Regions from separate parts of the Homo sapiens genome. Here all the other regions are linked to region 3. The links are chromatin contacts, found by Hi-C or POLR2A ChIA-PET in ENCODE. All regions are on one chromosome and are shown on one strand. Each heading gives the region's core, a stretch centred on a gene start or an enhancer-like site at or near the end of the contact. The rest is flanking DNA. Distances are from core to core; before and after follow the strand shown.

What was found. A loop is a pair of places that touch in the nucleus more often than their neighbours do. ChIA-PET counts read pairs that join two places held with the same protein, here RNA polymerase II (POLR2A). Pooled maps may share reads with other maps.
Region 1: a map of CD4-positive, alpha-beta T cell shows a loop between it and region 3 (25-fold over the local background). The contact joins the promoter of EHD4 here to the promoter of GOLM2 in region 3. A Hi-C loop is called at or near these places in 1 of 168 maps with a recorded cell type or tissue (CD4-positive, alpha-beta T cell) and 5 of 50 pooled maps. POLR2A ChIA-PET finds 5 or more read pairs at or near these places in 1 of 52 experiments (WTC11).
Region 2: a map of CD8-positive, alpha-beta T cell shows a loop between it and region 3 (18-fold over the local background). The contact joins the promoter of TMEM87A here to the promoter of GOLM2 in region 3. A Hi-C loop is called at or near these places in 2 of 168 maps with a recorded cell type or tissue (CD8-positive, alpha-beta T cell and naive thymus-derived CD4-positive, alpha-beta T cell) and 8 of 50 pooled maps.

What each region holds. Positions count from the first base shown.
Region 1 is chr15:41,970,057-41,974,379 of GRCh38, reverse strand. It overlaps EHD4 (EH domain containing 4), which reads left to right and starts at 1,823. Exons shown (of 6, transcript NM_139265.4): 1 at 1,823-2,121. The coding sequence starts at 1,886. PLA2G4E-AS1 (PLA2G4E antisense RNA 1) reads right to left here and starts at 1,617. Exons shown (of 4, transcript NR_120334.1): 1 at 1,382-1,617; 2 at 422-576. RefSeq lists silencers at 1,772-1,901, 1,942-2,011, 2,112-2,381 and an enhancer at 4,144-4,323.
Region 2 is chr15:42,270,970-42,275,822 of GRCh38, reverse strand. TMEM87A (transmembrane protein 87A) reads left to right here and starts at 2,390. Exons shown (of 20, transcript NM_015497.5): 1 at 2,390-2,568; 2 at 3,700-3,760. The coding sequence starts at 2,425. It overlaps GANC (glucosidase alpha, neutral C), which reads right to left and starts at 2,622. Exons shown (of 24, transcript NM_198141.3): 1 at 1,313-2,622. The coding sequence starts at 1,341. RefSeq lists enhancers at 1,229-2,428, 2,401-2,630, 2,791-3,040.
Region 3 is chr15:44,287,089-44,291,480 of GRCh38, reverse strand. It overlaps GOLM2 (golgi membrane protein 2), which reads right to left and starts at 2,762. Exons shown (of 10, transcript NM_138423.4): 1 at 2,125-2,762. The coding sequence starts at 2,451. RefSeq lists a silencer at 2,486-2,845 and enhancers at 2,656-2,950, 3,346-3,415, 2,797-3,703.

The DNA of each region.
Region 1 (4,323 bases), core at 574-3,073, 2.3 Mb after region 3:
AGGCTTTTCCACCGCCAAATTGTATAAATCTCTTGTACCTTCTTCTAGTAGTGCAGTGGTTTCATTTTCTTTTTACATTTCAATCTTTGTTTTATTTTGACACAAGGCAGATGTCTAACTTTATTTTCCCTTGGCTTTCTTTTCACTTCCCTAGTTACATACAATTCCCTCCAACTATGTGACCCACACAACAACTCCAAAGGAGTTTCCATTTTGCTCTTAAGGAAACTAGGGCAGAGAGGTAACTCATCACATTTAAAATCACACAGCCATTAATTTACATAGTCAAGGTTCAAACCCAGATCTTTTGATGCAAAGTCCTGTTCTCTCATACTCCAAGTATGGTCCAGGGATGGGTAGCATTGGCAATACCCGAGAGCCTGTTAGAAATGTAGAGTCATGGGCCCCATCCCATACCTACCGAATCAGAATCCGCATTTCTGTTAGGTTGGAGAAGTACTGCAGGGTGTACTGTTTCCCCAGACTTAGGCCACATCAGAGTCACCTAGGGCATCTGTTGAGCTCCATCTCTCCTCAATATTTTAACTCAGTAGGTCTGGACTGAAGACCAGGAATCTGCATTTTAACAAGCATCCCAGCTCATAAATGCATATATGCAGGTGGCCCCATGGATCACACTTGAGAAATGCTCTAAAACAACTAAGAAATATTCCTAAGCTACAATCAAGGACACAAAAGGTGATTATTTCCCCCAATCTCAACTTAGATAAGTGAGTATCCTTTTAACCTAGAAAAGAAACAGGCCAGGGGCGGTGGCTCACGCCTATAATCCCAATACTTTGGGAGGCCAAGGCAGGCGGATCATCTGAGGTCAGGAGTTCAAGACCAGCCTTACCAATATGGTGAAACCCCATCTCTACTAAAAATACAAAAATTAGCTGGGCATGGTGGTGAGCGCCTGTAGTCCCAGCTACTCAGGAGGCTGAGACAGGAAAATTGCTTGAACCCGGGAAGCGGAGGTTGCAGTGAGCCGAGATCGTGCCACTGCACTCCAGCCTGGGCGACAGAGCGAGACTCCGTCTCAGAAAACAACAACAACAACAAAAAACAGCTAGGAGGTGACAATGACTCACATGTCAATATGTGGAAATAAAGTTGTAATAATGAGGATAATGTAATAATGAGAGTAATGACTAAATTTTCGGCTTTACAGAAAAACACATAAAGAAAACTAAGGGGAAAAAGCCTTTAGCTGATCCAGAATTTAGTGAGGGCAATGTGGAGAAGTAGGAGAAACGGCTACTCAAATAGATTCCAGTCCACTTCCCCTCAAGATTGTGTCAATTATGCCCGTGAGCCTGGGTCTCTTGGCCTGTAAAACGGAGTCATAACCACCCGCCCCCGGGAAGACAGAACCTGCCTGTCCACTTTCTGAACTTTTCATCCCCAGTATCGACGTCCAGAGGCCTGAATGAGTAAACGTTCCAGGAGATGGAGCAGCCTCCGGAGGCTCGCTTTGGGCAGCTCAGATTTACCCGGAAGCCGATGCCACCTGGCCAGAGGTGAGGCACCGGCAACCAGAAGGGGGCCCTGAGCATGACCGGTCAGTGCCACCCGGCCGGGAAGACACCATCTCCCCGCCCAGTCCTCTAGAATGACTCCGTCATCAATAATTCATTAAGAACCTCCTCTCAATTGGCTGACGCCTTCAGCCCTCTCTGGCAGAGATCCAATCAGGAAGGACCTGAGAGAGCTCGTCTGAATAGTGGGCGAGCGCGCGTGACGTAGCGGCCGAAGACTGGCTGTGGCAGCACAAGGCGGGGCCCTCCTCGGGCGGCGGCCAGCGCGGCCGGGGCGGCTCAGTGCGAGCCGGGGAGAGTCGAACCCGGAGCAGGGTCCCATCCGAGCGTGGACTGGCGGCAGGATGTTCAGCTGGATGGGGCGGCAGGCGGGCGGGCGCGAACGCGCTGGCGGCGCGGACGCGGTGCAGACGGTGACGGGCGGGCTGCGCTCGCTCTACCTGCGCAAGGTGCTGCCGCTGGAGGAGGCGTACCGCTTCCACGAGTTCCACTCGCCTGCGCTGGAGGACGCCGACTTCGAGAACAAGCCCATGATCCTGCTGGTGGGCCAGTACAGCACCGGCAAGACCACCTTCATCAGGTACCGTCACCGCCCCTCGCCCGGCTCCCGCCCCGCTCCGCCCTCCCCACGTGTGCGCCGCAGTCGGCCGCCTCCCGCCGCTGCCCCTCCCGGCCGGCGCGACCTCGGGGACCCCTCCCGGAGCTCGGCGCCCGGTGCCCTCGGCCCCGCCCCGGCTGGCCAGCCCCGCGCGCTGGAGGGTCCCGCGAACCCGCGCCCTGCGCACTCCGAGCCCTCCTTCCTTGCGGTTCGGAAGGCGTTGCTCCCGCTGGCCTCGTCCGGTCGCCCTGGCGGGAGGGTCCAAGGGAGAGAGGGGGCGCGAGCCATAATCAGCATATTCTTGACGAGGGAGTGATGCCTAGGGATGGAAATGGGGGGAGAGGCGTAGGGTATCCGAATGGGACAGAGTCCTAGTTGGAGAGTTTGTTTAACTATTCATTTGTTCAACTATTTCTTGAACAAATGAATGGCAGCAGGAGAGCGTATCGCCCAGGCCCCCTTCCCTTGAGGTCTTTACGTGCCACCCCACAGTGTTGTGGGGAGGGGATAAAGAGGCCGCCTACGTTCAGTTCATGCACCGCCTTTAGCCGCCCGTAGGAAGTGAGCTGCGTGTAGCAGCCGCACCAGCCTGTGGAACTAAGGGGGAGTGTCATATTACTATTTGTTAGTTTCCATTTCTTAGGTGGGTCATTCCCTCCTCGCTTACCCTTGACAACTGAAAATATTTGTCATGCTTACCGTGTTTCTGAAAGCACACAATCACTGTGCATACCCTGTGGTTCAAATCATATAGTTTCAAAAGAAGTGACTTTTGCTGGGAAATTATTTAGACAGAAACAGATTGCTTTGTTGATCACCTGTTTTATTTCTAAAGCAGCCAGCATATTTAGGCTCACTGTTTTTGGTAAGAAGAACTTATTTTTCTGACTTAAGCCGTGTATCAGTTGAAACAAAGTGCTGATCATTTAAGGTTTTGGTCCAGGGTTTTGGAAATTGTAACAATCTCTTCATCATTTGATGTGCAACAGGTGTTGAGAAAACTGCATCTATATTTGGATACATGCCATTTCTGTTAAGTAGCGACCTCTTTTTCTCCACTCCAGTGACCTAAATAGTTCCTACAAATAGAGTAGCTATCACTACAGGAAATATGTTAAATCCAGGCCTCCAGATACACTGCGAATGAATTCCACAAAACAAATATACTGTGTATTGAAATGTCGTTCTAGATAATAAATTGAGTGTGAAGAAAGTAATTTCAAAATTGCTTTATTTGGTGCTTATGGACAAGACAAAAATAGAATTAAATATGTCACCGTCACCCAGACACTCAAAATGAACCATAGCTGTATTACAGTAACTGGCACCTTGAAAGATGACAAATGTCACATTTAAGGTCTCAGTAATACTGTCTAGTTTTTAGGTACTAGGGATAATAAAGTGTTATGGCCAAGTGGTACAAGAGTGGGAAGCGGTACTGTTGAAACATACAAAGAAGAAAGGCATATATTTTTGTAATTTAGTGGTGGCATGTCCCCACACCCTAGGCATTTCCTCCTGTTTGTCTTTGCTGTGAGGTCCTTGTTGTGCCCAGGTGTCATCAGGGAGCCCCTGCTAGATGCTGTGCCAACCTGGAGATAATGCAGCCCTCTCTCTGCTCCCATAGACTGGATAGCTAGCCAGCCTGATTATCAACTCCCAGGAAGATGAATACAACTCACAGGAACATGAATTTATCTTTTGTATTTTTCCAGATTTCTCTCTCATTATATTCTCACTCTTCTCTCTGTTTCATTATTTGGAGAAATTTGTGGAATAGCTAAGCGCAGTTTTATGAAGGGTTCTGAGATTTGATTCCTGGCAGCTACCTCATCCAAATTGGCCACCTCTCAGCAGGTGCTGGAGCTGTGGGCCACCCTAGGGTGAGGGAGGAATCACCTTATTAGGAAGCCATTTGTTCTTGAGGCTTTCCTTGAGCTAAGTGGCTTTGTTGTTAGGTGATGTACACAAGGTAGACCAGTGAGGTTAGAAGAAAATCAGTGTGGGCAGGAAGCTTGGTGAGGCCACAGGAGACCTGAATTGCTTTTCAGATTGGAGCTAGGAGGAAGTGATTTAGCACCCGGGAGGAAATCCCCAAACAAAAGGGCAGCTACCCTGGAGACTTGTGAACTTGGAATTAAATATCACCCCAGACACTGTAAATGAACCATGGATTCATCTTGA
Region 2 (4,853 bases), core at 1,141-3,640, 2.0 Mb after region 3:
AATGCTTTAATAGAGGTGCAAGGTGCTAGAATAAGAACAGAACAGACGTAGAAGGGGAATTTCTTGCTTTTTAAGATGAGGTGACAAACTAGGGGCCATGTTTTTTAAAACCAAGTTTCCAGAAGAGCTGTTTCTGGGATAAAACATGAATGAGATATATGTATATTGAAGTTTGAGTATATGTATTTAAACTAGCCTCCATCTGATTAAAACAACTACAGATTATAAGGAGAAAAAAAAATTACACCGGCTTTCATGCACTAGTGTGGCCGAATGCATCTGTAGTCAGCATGTCCATGATTATGTAGAAAGCTATGACTGAACACAAACGTCGAAATATTATGAAAACAAGCCCAGGCAGATATACTTGGCCATACTAAAAAACTGTTTGTCCTTCACTGAACTCAGTCTTTGTCCGTTTATTTTAATTTATTAAAAAAATTTTTTTTGAGACAGGATCTCGCTCTGCCTCCTACGTTGGAGTGAAGTGGCACGATCTTGGCTTGCTGCAACTGCCGCCTCCTGGGCTCAGGCTATCTTCCTGCCTCAGCCTCCTGAGTAGCTGGGACTACAGGCCCACATCACCACGTCTGGCTAACTTTAAAATTTTTGTAGAGACAGGGATTCAGCATGTTGCCCAGGCTGGTCTGAACTCCTGGGTTCAAGCAATCTGCCCACCTATAGGCCTCCCAAAGTGCTGGGATTACAGGCATGAGCGAACCGGCCCAGTTTATTTTAATCAAGTGTACAAAGATTGGAGAATCTTTTGTTTCCTCTTTACAGCTTCGAAGAATTAACTCTGGGATGATATAGGAAGGGGTGATTATAGATGAATTTGGAAAGCAACATGCCTGAAATTCACGTGTTAAGAGTTCTGATTGCAACTTTTCCACTGTTAATGTTATTTAACCATCCTTTTTTTTTGGAGACAGGGTCTCACTTTGTTGCCCAAGCAGTGGCAAGATCACAGCTCCACTGCAGCCTCCAAATCCATCCTCCCAGTGGTCTCCCAAGTAGCTGGGACTCCGAGGGGGCGGGGAGGGGGTCTCGAACTCCTGAACTCAAGCGATCCTCCCACCTTAGCCTCCCAAAGTGCTGTGGGATTACCTGCGTGAGCCACTGCACCCGGCCTATTTAACCATCCTGAAAGTATTTTATGAGAGGCTATTAATATCAACTAACTTCCCGCGAATTGAGAGAAAAGATAAAGGTCAGCAAATACCAAATACGCAAATAAGAAATGCAATTAAAACACTATTCCCTGTTTCTAGGGACCCTGGGGTCACTCGCTACAGAAGCACTTGGCCTTTACCTTATTTCCTCTTTCACTGCTGCTTCCATGGCTTCTCTGTCACTCCGACCAGCTCCCAGCTCTCAGGACAAGGGCCCTGGGCGATCTTTTAAAAAAGCCGATTGGGTGTCTTTCTAAAATTACAACCAGTACTTCATCGTCAAGTTTCTGGGAAGGGAGTCCCCTCCAGATTCTCATGGAGTGACAAATCTTGACTCTTGCTCCTGGAATTTTTCAGGCCCAAACTAGCGTTTCTACAATGATTTATTTGGCAAATTTGTCTTGATTATGGGTGGCTGATGAGGAACGTGCTTTTGTTAGGAACCGAAACTGGGCGGCGGTGAGGGCGTGTACGCAATGAGTCCTAGAGGGTAAAAATCAAGAGCGTTAAGAACCTGGAAATGCCGAGACGGCCTCCCTGACTGGGACGAAGCATCTGCAGATCTATCTCAGTGGCGGGGTCACGCCACAGATTTTGAAAACTGACCCTCTCTGTCTCCGTTTTCGGTTAAGGGTGGGAAGTGCCGGCCGGGTCTTTGCTGGAGGCTAGGTCTCCAGCCAGATTGTACTGCAGCATCGTACTCTTCAGGGCTAGAAGGGGCCTTTGAAGGTTGTTACACTACCCAGTCTAGGAATCGCGTGTACTCCACCACCGCCGAATTCCAGCCTTTGCTTAAATACCACCCAAACCGGAGAACTCACTACTAGACGCCACTTGGGCAGCCAGGCTTAGGGCTTTTCCAGACTTTCTGGCCCCAAAGTCTGACATTGACTTAGAAGGGATGAAGGGCTGGGGCGAGCGGAAGTAGAGAGCCAAATCCTGCACGGGGTGCCTGCCTGGTCCTAAAACCTTTAACGGCTGGGAGACAGAAAAGACTCAGGCCAGGCTGGCATGTAGCGATCTCTCTAACCCAGCTGACCAGGTTCCAACAGGATGACGCCTGCGCAGTAGGTCCAAAGTCTCACGGCGCACAGACGACTGTCTGAGAGAGGGGCCGCTACGCCGCACAGCAAACAAGCTCCGCGACGTTTCCAGGACCCGGATAATCCCGCCCTTAGAGCAGAGCCGGAAGAAGGCGGGACGAACCGGAAGAGGGTGAAATGCTTTCGGTAGGCACTCCACGGCTGTGAAGATGGCGGCGGCTGCGTGGCTTCAGGTGTTGCCTGTCATTCTTCTGCTTCTGGGAGCTCACCCGTCACCACTGTCGTTTTTCAGTGCGGGACCGGCAACCGTAGCTGCTGCCGACCGGTCCAAATGGCACATTCCGATACCGTCGGTGAGTATTCACTTCACTAACGTCTGAACCTAGAGGAGCAAGGGGTGGGGCTACGGCGGCCCAAGGGGTCCATGAAGGTTCCGCAAAAGTCTCTTCAAAAGGGGTGGGGTTGCTGGGATGGTCTGTGTGGCTAGCCAACTGGGACCCACCTCCCTGGAGTGGAAAGCCGCGCACTTCTGTGATTAGGCTAGCGGGAATGTAAGGGCCACTTCAGCAACAGAAAGGAGTGGTGGAGCGGCTTCTCATCAGAAAAACAGAACTTTCAGTGCCTGACTTGAGATGTAAACTTGATGTACAAACGGAGAGTTGTTTATCTTTCAGATGTTTCACAGAATCCAGTGTCCCCGGGTTGGATAAGAAAGATATGTAAATAGGAGTCTTCATTTCTTTCTTTCTTTTTCTTCCTCTGCACTTCTTGGTCCCTGGGTAATTCTGCTTACGAGATGGTTCGACTTCGCTTCAACTTTGGAATGGCTATTCTAAGCTTTACTGTGTGACTAGAAAGCATAGAGATTTAAGAAATGTGTTTTAACATGGGAATGGTTAAAATTGAAGAAATAGTACTTAAAATTTAATGTGGTAAGGCTAGTCTTTCATTTGGATAATTAACTACATGGGTTGACCCTTTCTGCCCCTTACCCATTTTAAACCTTATTTCAGTAACAGGTATAGTCCTGTGAGCAGACAAAAACCAGATGCAGGGAGGAAATGCTGAAAAGCATTAGCCCCATTAAACCTACGTTGGCCTTTTTGTTTCATTCTGCTCTGCTCACTGACTGTAATGTCCAAATCTTATTTGGGCTTTTATTATGGTAAACGTTATACCTTTTGTTCAGTGGTGAAGATTTTCAGGTGTTCAGTTAGGTTTTTACTTGTTACTAAAATGGTTAATAGTTAAGTCTTTTTAGATTTGAAAATAAAACTCTGGTTATTTGCACACAGAATAGTTCATTAGAAAAAATGATTGGTTATTCTGAGCAGTGATTGGTGAGTAAAGGGAATGAACTGATTAAGGGGTACGTCCCATAAAGATTTAAGTTAAGTTGGAATTTCTAGCAGTCTTAGATAGTTATATGATGCTTTGGTAATTGAAGCCATCTGAGGCTAATTATCTTTCCTTTATGTTTGCAGGGGAAAAATTATTTTAGTTTTGGAAAGATCCTCTTCAGAAATACCACTATCTTCCTGAAGTGTGAGTTTTTGAATTTCATGAAGTTTTAATTTGAATTTTAAAAATTTATAGGTAATGTTTTAAATTACCTATTTTATAAGTTCTGAAATCTAATAGTCTGGCATTATCTAGGTATAAATATTTTTAGTATTACTAAGGTCCTTTTACTGAATCATCTTCAAAGTACTCGTGTGAACTTTATTTTCTTCTCTTGTTTTTCTGGTGTTTACATTGCATATATACACTATGTAGACATTATATATTAGTATATATAATGTATATATTAATATATATGCTGTATATACTACATTGAATATTCAGTCACATCTCAGTCGAATTACATTTACAGTTGATACTTTCTGAGAAAAGCATCCTTAGGTGATTTTGTCATTATGCAAACATCATAGAGTATACTTAAAACTGGATGGCACTACACGCCTAGTTTGTATGGTACAGCCTATTGCTCCTAGGCTATAAACCTGTATAACATGTTACTGTACTGAATGCTATAGGTGGTTGTAACACAATGGTAAGTTTTTGTATATCTAAACATAGGAAAGTAGAGTACAAATACGATATTACAATTTTATGGGACCCCCGTTGTATATGTAGTCTTTCATTTACTGAAATGTTATGTAGTGAATGACTGTGATTATGTTGGGGTTGATTCCCTGCATGGTGGTTTTAATCTGTTCTGTGTAGATTAAAGAGGTTTTACTCTTGTGTGCTTGTTAAATGTTTACTGCAAACATGACCTAGGTTTGTCAGGCCGTTGGCTGTGAAGGAATATATTTAGTAGATCCTTTATTTACAAAAGGAGTATTTTACTGCTTTGGAAGAGGAAGCTCAGATATTATCAAGAAATAGGGATTATGTAGAACAAAACTAGTTTGTCTAGTGGAAAAATGACTGTATCTGAATCTAAAGTATCCCATTGTGTGTTCAGTAAAAGCTTCCTTTTAGTTCTGAAACCGGCTTTAATTTAGAGAACGATTGATCGTGGGCAGCTTTATTTCTAGATGAGGGATAAAAATCCTGATGATAGATGTGTGATTCTATGCATACTGTCTTCACGGAAGTGCAAAATTTTAAGTCATAGTTGGATAATTTTATT
Region 3 (4,392 bases), core at 1,513-4,012:
GATTAGGATGGTTATGAAAAAATAGGTAGATGGAACATTTGTAGACCATCAATAATTTGACTTTAGCAATGAAAGTGAAAAAACAAATGGGTTGGTTGGGAGAAAGGAATATACAGATTTTTTTTCCTTTACTGAGAACAGGGGACACCCACATACTGTTGAAGGTAAAAAGTGAAACAAACTGAAAGAGACAGTTCAGTAGAGCTGGGCAAGGTGGTGCACACCTGCAGTCCCAGCTACTCAGAGGCTGAAGCAGGAGGATCACTTGAGCTCAGGATTTCAATGCTATAGTGCATCATGCCTGTGTAACAGCTACTGCACTCCAGCCTGGGCAACACAATGAGACCCTGTCTCTTTAAAAAAAAAAAAAAAAAAAGAGGCTGGGCATGGTGGCTCACACCTGTAATCCCAGCACTTTGGGAGGCTGAGGCGGGCGGATCACCTGAGGTTGGTAGTTCAAGACCAGCCTGACCAACATTGAGAAACCCCTTCTCTACTAAAAATACAAAATTAGCCAGGCGTGGTGGTGCATGCCTGTAATCCCAGCTACTCAGGAGGCTGAAGCAGGAGAATTGCTTGAACCCCGGGGGGGCGGAGGTTGCAGTGAGCTGAGATCACGCCATTGCACTCCTGCCTGGGCAACAAAAACAAAACTCCGTCTCAAAAAACAACAACAACAACAACAACGACAACAACAAAAAGTCCAATGGATGAAAGAATGGAATCAAGAGTATTAATTACAACAAGAGACTTTCCTTTGAGACCAGAGAGAAGAATGTGAATTGTAATGCTCAACCATGCCAAGTAGGAAGACCTTACTTTAATACTCCAAACTTTCATGGATTTCTACCTACTCTGCCCGAGAGTTTTTCAGTCTTTAGAGTTAAGCATGCAGCGCACATATAAATGTACTGATTCCTTGACCCTATCATAGCATGTCTATGTTATGGTGAAGAGGAGGGGGTTATAGGGAAGCACTTAGCTGAGGGCCTTAATCTTCATGAAATAAGAAAGCCAGGTAGAGGCTGTCAACAGGAAAGTTAGAAGCTCACAGACAGTTTAATTCATAATGACTTACCCTTAAGTGATTTTGATATGCAAAGTAAAACTTGTAATTATAATGGGCATTTACACACAAAAATGTGAAGATTACCAAAGAAGTGTATAGAAAGGCATCTACTATCCTGCCCAGAAATTTTCATAACTCTACTATACCTACAGAAGTTGCTAAGTCATAAACTATTAATATAGTTACCAATGAGCTAATGAAAACAAGGATTATTTAGTAGCAAGTATGATTACAGTTCAATTTTAAACTTTTTATATTTAAAACTTTGTATAGTTTTCCATCTGCATAAAACACCAACCCTAATAGCAACTTAGCTATACAAAATTTCATTCTATTTTCTTTCAATGAAGACACTGACATGACATTCCACTGCTTAAAATTTATTTTCAGATTCTAATCTTTTGGCTGATTTCATTAACAATTCAAATTGAGTAGATAATGATGGATCAACTATGTCCAAGACACAAGTGTGTCTCACATATAGCTCGAGGGCCCATCTATCATAACATTTTGATCACAAAAAGGCAGTCATAGCTGATTATTTAGTTATTCAATACATCACCCTATAGAGATTTTAAAAGTCACACAGCTTAAAAAATATATGATGACTACCATAAGTAGAGGAGTCAGAGGCGGCTTCGTTCTTTAAATAACGAAATTAATATTGATCAGTGTGCACGGAATAAAAATGAGACAATAACCACACCAAACCTGGCAGTCGCCAGATTTGTGTGTCTTTGAAGGTAAGGGGGCCACACAGGCCAGATGATTACTACTGCCAACTCACCAGCTGAGCTTAGAGAATAGGCAGCATCTGCACACAGTCCACTCTTGAGAACCAGAATTTACAGTCATTTTTTTCTGGCAGGGACCAGAGAACGTGGCACTGATAAACTGGGAAAAGTCTGACAGAAACAGGGTTGTTGGGGGTGAAAGGAGCCTTCAGGACTGAAATACTGGAAGGCATAAGACAACAGCTAGCGGATTAACATCCCGCCCCAGACCCCGGGGAGAAAAGAAACCATGGGGTTTGAAGAGAAAAGGGTCGTCCTTACCTTGTCATCCTCGCATCTCTTCCCGAGGCCCTCTCTGGCCTGCAGCCGGCTGCTGAGGCGGCCGTAGTCGGCCTCCTTCTGGTCGATCTGTTTCTTGTGCGTGTCCACCAACAGCAAGAGGTCCGAATTGCGCTTTTCCAGCCGCCCGCGGGCCACTTCGGTGCGCTGGACCTGGCCCTGCAGCTCGGCCACCTCCTCCTGAAGCAGGACGTGGCGGGAGGAGATGCTCCAGTAGTTGAAGGCGAGGACGACGATCACCACCAGCAGCACCACCAGCACGAGAGAGGGCAGGCGGCCAGCCCGCCGGTTGGCCCCGAAACCCACCATGGGGCCAAATCGGGCTGTACCCTAGGGGCCTCGCCGCAGACACCTGCAGGCAGAAGCCCAGGCCTCGGCTGGAGTTGCCCGGCGGACACGGCCCCAGGGCCGGCCGAGGGAGGAGGCGGGCTTACCGGTCGGCTGCGAGCCGGAGAAGGGGGCGGGGCCGCAAGCCGCAGGTCCCTCCCCGCCCCCCTCCTCAAATCAGGCCAAAACGCGTTCCGGAGGCTTTGAACCCGACCCTGCACCTGCCCAAGGGAACCGGGAGAACCCAGCTGCCAGCGTCCCCCAAACCCAACACCTCACGGTTGGGAGGCGGGGAAAAAAACCGGAAAGGGGCGGATGTACCCTGGCCCCACCCACTAGCTGGGGCCGGGTCGTCTAGGGGACCATTTCCGAGTTTCCGTCGACACCCCTCTTGTCGCGAGAACGTTGCTTCCTCTCGTCTCTCTCTCTCTCTCTCTCTCTCTCTCTCTCTCTCTCTCTCTCTCTCTCTCTCTCTCGCTCTCTCGCTCTCTCGCTCTCTCGCTCTCTCGCTCTCTCTCGCTCGCTCTCTTTCTCTCTCTCTCTCTCTCTCTCTCTCTCTCTCTCTCTCTCTCTCTCGCTCTCTCTCTCTCTCGCTCGCTCGCTCTCTTTCTCTCTCCCCGCCCAGAGTTTTCTCTGTCGCGTAGGGTGTTGTGTTAATTTTGGCGGTCTCAGATGTCTCAGGTACCTGGGTCGGAGTCCTTTCTGTTGTTATCTACTGGATTCCCTTGATTCAAGGCCTAGGGAGTTCCTGCCCTACACTGGCCCTCGCGAAAATATTTGTCTTTGAGGACGTCTGGGGCTGCGACCGCGGAATAGAAAAAAATAGTAGGTGAGCTGCTGCCAAAAAGGAGCGACTAGAAAGGTTTTGTACTTGCTTCTGTAGAAGGGGAATTTCTCTTTTGTGCTAATGATGTGGAAAGAAAAAACAAAAAGACTGTAAAATAGCGATGCCCTAAACATAATGGAGAAAAGCGGGAGAAACCAAGCTTTAGGACTGAAAGGGGTGGTGCCAGTCTCGTTTCCTAGGTTACTGCTTTCACGAACCGAAAGAATTTCAGAATGTGGCGAGCTCCAATTTTTAAACGCACTGCTGCTTTTGCCTCAGCTGGGCTTCCAAACAGAAAGTCCAGAAGCTGCCCTCGATGAATCGTAACTAATGCACTGTTACTGCCAGCGAACACATTCCGGGTTAGAAATAATAGCTCTAACAAATTGTTTTGCGCGCCTAGTCTCATATTATCTTCTCAACAACGCAATTTTACAGATGAAGAATCCAAGACACATAGATGTTTGGGAACTTTCTCTTATCTGGTTTTAAATAGGCTTGAATCCAGATCATTGAACTCTAAACACCAGTGCTGTCTGCATATAGCAGATTGTTTATATGTTAAGTGTGAATTTCAGTAGTGCAAAAAAAAAAACAAAACCTGCCTCTTTTTTTTTTTTGCATAATTATTTTGTCCGTGCATAGAGAAATAAAAAGGTACTGGCTCTAACCTGTTTAAGGAGAGGATGGGGTTGCCTTATTTTTCAGACCTCAGGTTGAAGAACTTCCATGAGTATAAAACCTCAAGAAGGAAAAACCTTGGTATTTTTTATTCGAATCAGAGTGATATGATTTTGAGGCAGGAAGACTTGTCATCTTAATTATTCTGTGCTTCCTATCCTCAAAAATTATTTCCCTAAGTCCCGTAGTAGCGTAGAATTATTGCATCTTCAAAGAACAATGATTACTCTCTCAGATGCAGTACAGAAAACCACCACCAAAATTATTAATACTTGGTTCACATCAGAAGTGAGCTCTGGCTTCATAAGATCTAACAAATCCTCTCCACTCTCAGATGACAAGCCGACTTTGGCAAAAGGAAGCAAAGCAAAAATGAGAAATCATTAACTATAAAGAGCCTTTCCATCTCTGCTTTC